Regions from separate parts of the Homo sapiens genome. Here region 2 is linked to region 1. The links are chromatin contacts, found by Hi-C or POLR2A ChIA-PET in ENCODE. All regions are on one chromosome and are shown on one strand. The core of a region is the stretch at or near the end of the contact, and the rest is flanking DNA. Distances in the headings are between cores, read along the strand shown.

Region 1 (2,730 bases), core at 177-2,676:
CTAAAACCACTAATTAAAAGGGGTGTGAGGAAGACCAACTCATAACTGCTTTGGAAGCATACAATTAGCAGTGCTGCTGCTCCTGCCAGGTGTGCTGGAATTTATTATACAGTTTCTAATAGTTCACTCTTAGGACATAATTTTGTAGTTTGTTGCTCATAGAAGGGGCAACAAAACTACAAAATCCTGTGTTATTCCTTCGTGGAAATTCGGTCATAAATTCTGAGACCTTGAAGGCCAGAGTTGTTAAAACATAATATAATATGATGACACAGATCAGCTTCTATACAAGGAGCCCGGGAGTCTGATGAAGTGTTTCCATCGGGAAAACGCCCCCGCCTACTCGCTCACACACGCTTGTTTCTCCCGCCAAAGTGACGTCAGGCCGAAGCTCTCACCAAACAGCGCCCTGATTGGCGGACAGGCAGGCGCTGCAGCCCATTGGGCGCCGGCGGCGGCCGAGCAAGGAAAACCAAAGGCTCTTCGGTCTCGCCCGCCCCACCCCCACGGACGCGCGCCCCGACCCCGGCCAAAGGAAGGGTTGCCCGGCTCCAGCCCTGCACCCCCGACCCCCGGCCTCAGGTGCAGCTCCGCAGCCATCCCCGGACCAGGGCGGGCACTTGGCCTGTTGCTCAGCGCAACCACCCTCGCCCTCCCGAGCCATGCACAGGGAGACAAGCGTCCGGCCCCGGCCCCCCAGGCCTCCCTGCAGCACCCCGTAATGTAATGCACTGGGGCGGGGGAGGCGGGGGAGGCGGCGGCGGCGGCAACCGCGGAGGCGCGGCGGCAGCCGCACTGCCCCAATCTAGACACATCCAGAAGAGGAGGAAAATGGCTCCGAGCAGGGACCGCCTGCTGCACTTTGGGTTCAAGGCGACAGTGAGTGACAGGGGAAGGGAGCTGGGTGGCCGGGAAGGATGCGGGTGCCTTACAGGATCCTGGGGAACAAGTGACGAGGGGCGACGGGCGCGGGCAGAGGCTGAGGTTCTGTGCAGGCAGGTGCGTGCCTGTTTGCCCGCGGAGGGAGGAGAGGGGGACACGGGGCAGAAGAGGGGCCCCCGCGCAGAGTGCGGTACTGCTCTACTCTCCCTCGCTGGTCCGCGAGCACGCGCGCACTCGCATCCGCCCCACAGACCCCCTTTTCCACACGCACAGGCACTTCCCTGCCTCGCCTTCTCCCGATGGGCTCGTCTGCCTCGGAGGCGCAGGGGGTCGTGCCGCCGCCGCGCACCGGCTGCTCCCGGGAGCGCCGTCAGGGCCGGCCCCGTGTGGGGGAGGGGTGGTCTCGCGCCGCCGCCGCCGCGCTCCTCCCCTCCCGCCCCTCCCCCTCCCGGGCGCTCCGAGGCCCGGGCGGCTCTGTCCAATGAGCAGCGGCGTTGCTGGCAGGTGGGGAGTGTTTTTGTTTTGGGTTGAAGTTGAGGCTGAGGAGAGAGCCGAGCTAGCGACGAGCAGTCGTTGCGGCCGCCGGCGCCGCGGGAGGTGGTGGAGGCCTAGCCGGAGCCGAGAGGTCTCTTGTTCCCGTCCCACGGTCCCGGCGTCACCCCTCCGGCGCCCAGTCCCCGTCCCGGAACTCCCGGGCCTGTCCTGGGCCCCCGGTCTGTGCACTCCGCTCGCCGCAGCGCCCGGCCCGGGCCGCACCCGCCGGCCCCATGAGGAGGGACGTGAACGGAGTGACCAAGAGCAGGTTTGAGGTGTGAGCTTGGGGGGCTCGGGCGGCGTGAGGAGGGCGGGTCGCGCGCTCTAATCCCAAAACGTCCGCTCCGCACGGAGCCTCCTCCCTGGCAGGCGCCGTCACCCACCCACTGGCGGGGCTGCCAGACTCCGCTCCCCTTTCTTGCGACCCAGAAGCCCAGCGCAGCCCGGTGCCCCCAGTCCCCTCGCCGGTTCGCCCCCCGTCTCTTCCCACCAGCGGGCCCCCGCGGGGGATTAGCTCGGGCGCCCTAATTCCACCCTCCTCCAGGATCGCTCAGCTTTCCATTCTTTACACAACCCTTGGCTTGCCTCCTTCCACCCAGCCATCACGGCTCCGGTCCACCAGAGCCTGCTGCTTTTCTCGCTGCTACCTTCATGACGCGTTTGTTGTCTGTTGAGGGAGGAAATTAGGGGATGGGTACCATTTCTCCGAGTTTGAGACCTTGGTGAAACTAGGGAAGTGGGGACGGTAGTTTGGGATGATAGAGGCTACCACGGGTTTTCGGTGCTGTGTTTGGTTTGGGTATTGTTCTGATACTTCCTCTGCTTTCCCGTTTAGTCTGTACTTCTGTAGCTCATTGTTCCTTGGGAACCCTTGGATGTCTACATGCTTTGAGATTGGGACGAAAGTTCAGCAAATCCATTCCGGTCTGTCTTTCAGGAACTTTTTCTCCTCTAGCGAGGGAGGTTTACTGTCCTGGAATTGAGGAGTGGACGGTCTTGAAAGCGTCTTTAGAGAGTAGTCATCTTGCAAGGAAGAGATTCCTTTGGGAAGTGAAATATTGTAACTACTGATGAATTACAGTAGTATAACAATATACTGGAAGGTTCCTTGAGGGTCAAGAGAAAGAAACTTCTACAGGAAGAGTAAATGTCACCTGGTCTTTTCTGGCAGAGAACCAGGCTGACCTGGGATCACTCACAGCTCAGTGGACAATCTCACTCGGTGTTTTTCTTCATCTCCATTTGAGAGATGAAATTGTAAGACGGCGAGACAAAAGTTTAAGAAACTCGACAACTAGGTTCAGGGTGTGAAAA
Region 2 (2,893 bases), core at 213-2,712, 66 kb after region 1:
CGTGCGCCACCACACTGGGCTAATTTTTGTATTTTTAGTAGAGATGGGGTTTCACCATGTTGGCCAGGCTTGTCTCAAACTCCTCACCTCGTAATTTACCCACCTTGGCCTCCCAGACTGCTGGGATTATAGGTGTGAGCCACCGCCCCCAACCTTCTACTTTCATTAATTGTAATTCTGCTGTAAGGTAGAGCTTTCCCATCTGTTCTATTTATAGTTAGTGTAGTATAGACTCATGGATATTTGTTTTAGTCTGAATTATATTGTTACCCTCACTGCTTATTTTGTTGCTCAGCCTTTCTTTGTCTTTTAAATTTGTGTGTGTCTTTTGAGTTTCTGTGTATTAGCTATTTTTAAAAGTGCAGTTTAATAAATATACAACATTTGGTTTGTTTAGATTTTAAGTTACATATTATGTCATTTCATCAAACATATATTAACCTACAAAAACAATTGTGTTGTTAGGACCATATTATTTCCATGTATTTGCAGTGCTTACAGCCAAGTTACCAATAATTTAAGCAAATGTTCTTGGTTCCTCTATTTTATTCTAGTCCCCCTCCCTTCCCCTCCCCTCCCCCCTCTGACAGGCTCTCACTCTGTTGCCTAGGCTGGAATACGGTGGGATGATAATGGCAGTCCCAAACTCCTGGGCCTAAACGATTGATCCTCTTCCTCAGCTCCTGAGTAGCTGGGACTACACGCATGTTGTTTTCTTTTGTAGAGATGGGGACTCACTTTGTTGACCAGGCTGGTTTTGTACTTCTGGCCTCAAGCAATTCTCTCCCCTTAGCCTCACGAAGTATTAGGATTACAGGCATGAGCCACTGCACCCAGCCTGTTTCCCCTTTTATACTGATTCTCTTCCTTCCCTATTGAAACAAAGTTTGTGATTAATGGTTTAACAAGCTGGAATCCACTGTTTGCATAATGTGAAATTCAGTTAGCAAGATTGACAGTACTCCCTCTTAGAGCAAAACCATATGTACTTACTTAGCGGTACCACTTGAAAAAGGAACATCTATGTTTCTAAGACAAAGACTGTGTTTTCCAAGAGCTACTGTGAAGTGAGTTGTTTCTCAAAGATTCCTTCTTTTTTTTTTTTTTTTTTTTTTGAGACGGAGTCTCACTCTGTTGCCCAGGCTGGAGTGCAGTGGCATGATCTCGGCTCACTGCAACCTCCGCCTCCTGGGTTCAAACTATTCCCCTGCCTCAGCCTCCCAAGTAGCTAGGACTACAGCACGTGCCACCATGCCTGGCTAATTTTTTGCATTTTTAGTAGAGACACTGCAGCGGGATAATTAAGGAATCAGAGAGACCGGAGGGGTTGAGGAGGAATTATTTAATTGTTTAGGTGCATCAACCCAGTCAGATTAACATCCAAAGGACTGAGCCTTGAACAAAAAGTCAAGCTACCTTTTAAGCATTTCGTGGGGTGGGGGTAGATCTGTGCAGGGGGAAGCGTATTACAGAAGCAAGAAACAAAGACAGTTATTCAGTTAAGACATGCATTACATCATTTCTTACTTTTTAAGGAACAACATGTTTTACGACTTGAGATTATCTGTCTAGTGACCTTGCAGCTGCACAGCTAGAGAAACAGGGTCTTCACAATGCCTGGGAAGTGGAGAGATAAGGCTCACTAGCCACAGAGGGAAAAACAGGCAGTTAATTTTAAAGGACTCCAGCTCTTTCTCTTCCTCAGGGGGAATTGGGTTTTCTTACATACAACTGAGTTTTTGCTTACACATTCTTTAATTTCTTTTAATTTCTGTTCCAACGGTGTTTCACCATGTTAGCCAGGATGGTCTCAATCTTGTGACCTCAGGATCCACCCTCCTCAGCCTCCCAAAGTGCTGGGATTACAGGCATGAGCCACTGTGCCCAGCCCTCAAAGATTCCTTCTGAGGATGACGTTGATAACTGTAAAAATGACATTAAGTGATAAAGATTGCTTGAGTCTGCACTGTGCCCTTTTAGTTATAACATGCGGTTTCAGAATAAGGACTGTTATTACCTATAAGAATATGAAATTTTTTTAAAGGATTCAGGTAAAAAAGAATATGAAATTTTTTTCTCATTTTTTCAACTCTTCTGGTGTTGGGTCATAATTGTGATGTGATATATCCTCTGTAAGTGGGTAAGAGGTGAACTTTATGAACTGAAATGGCAAGCATGGATTAGCTGAATTTTTTTTTCGAATTTTTTTTTTTTTAATTTTTTTAGTATTTATTGATCATTCTTGGGTGTTTCTCGGAGAGGGGGATTTGGCAAGGTCATAGGACAATAGTGGAGGGAAGGTCAGCAGATAAACATGTGAACAAAGGTCTCTGGTTTTCCTAGGCAGTGGGCCCTGCTGCCTTCCGCAGTGTTTGTGTCCCTGGGTACTTGAGATTAGGGAGTGGTGATGACTCTTAACAAGCATGCTGCCTTCAAGCATCTGTTTAACAAAGCACATCTTGCACCACCCTTAATCCATTTAACCCTTAGTGGACACAGCACATGTTTCAGAGAGCACGGGGTTGGGGGTAAGGTTATAGATTAACAACATCCCAAGGCAGAAGAATTTTTCTTAGTACAGAACAAAATGGAGTCTCCTATGTCTACTTCTTTCTACACAGACACAGCAACAATCTGATCTCTCTTTCTTTTCCCCACATTTCCCCCTTTTCTGTTCGACCAAACTGCCATCGTCATCGTGGCCCGTTCTCAATGAGCTGTTGGGTATACCTCCCAGACGGGGTGGCGGCTGGGCAGAGGGGCTCCTCACTTCCCAGACGGGGTGGCTGCCGGGCGGAGGGGCTCCTCACTTCTCAGACGGGGCAGCCGGTCAGAGACGCTCCTCACCTCCCAGACGGGGTGGCGGCGGGGCAGAGACACTCCTCAGTTCCCA

Evidence for each region. A loop is a pair of places that touch in the nucleus more often than their neighbours do. ChIA-PET counts read pairs that join two places held with the same protein, here RNA polymerase II (POLR2A). Pooled maps may share reads with other maps.
Region 2: a pooled map shows a loop between it and region 1 (4-fold over the local background). The contact joins the enhancer-like site here to the promoter of FBXL20 in region 1. A Hi-C loop is called at or near these places in 3 of 168 maps with a recorded cell type or tissue (GM11168, IMR-90 and posterior cingulate gyrus) and 2 of 50 pooled maps. POLR2A ChIA-PET finds 5 or more read pairs at or near these places in 5 of 52 experiments (H1, HEK293, OCI-LY7 and 2 more).

What each region holds. Positions count from the first base shown.
Region 1 is chr17:39,400,322-39,403,051 of GRCh38, reverse strand. It overlaps FBXL20 (F-box and leucine rich repeat protein 20), which reads left to right and starts at 1,426. Exons shown (of 15, transcript NM_032875.3): 1 at 1,426-1,691. The coding sequence starts at 1,650. RefSeq lists silencers at 277-441, 407-796, 1,047-1,126, 1,157-1,356, 1,387-1,816 and 1 more.
Region 2 is chr17:39,333,805-39,336,697 of GRCh38, reverse strand. All of the region lies in intron 2 of FBXL20 (F-box and leucine rich repeat protein 20), which reads left to right. Among named protein-coding and RNA genes, the nearest start is that of MIR548BC, 38 kb to the right of the region's middle. Within about 2 kb of position 1,462, at least 4 of the 41 ENCODE cell types and tissues checked have a DNase peak (open chromatin) inside an H3K27ac peak, as active enhancers do.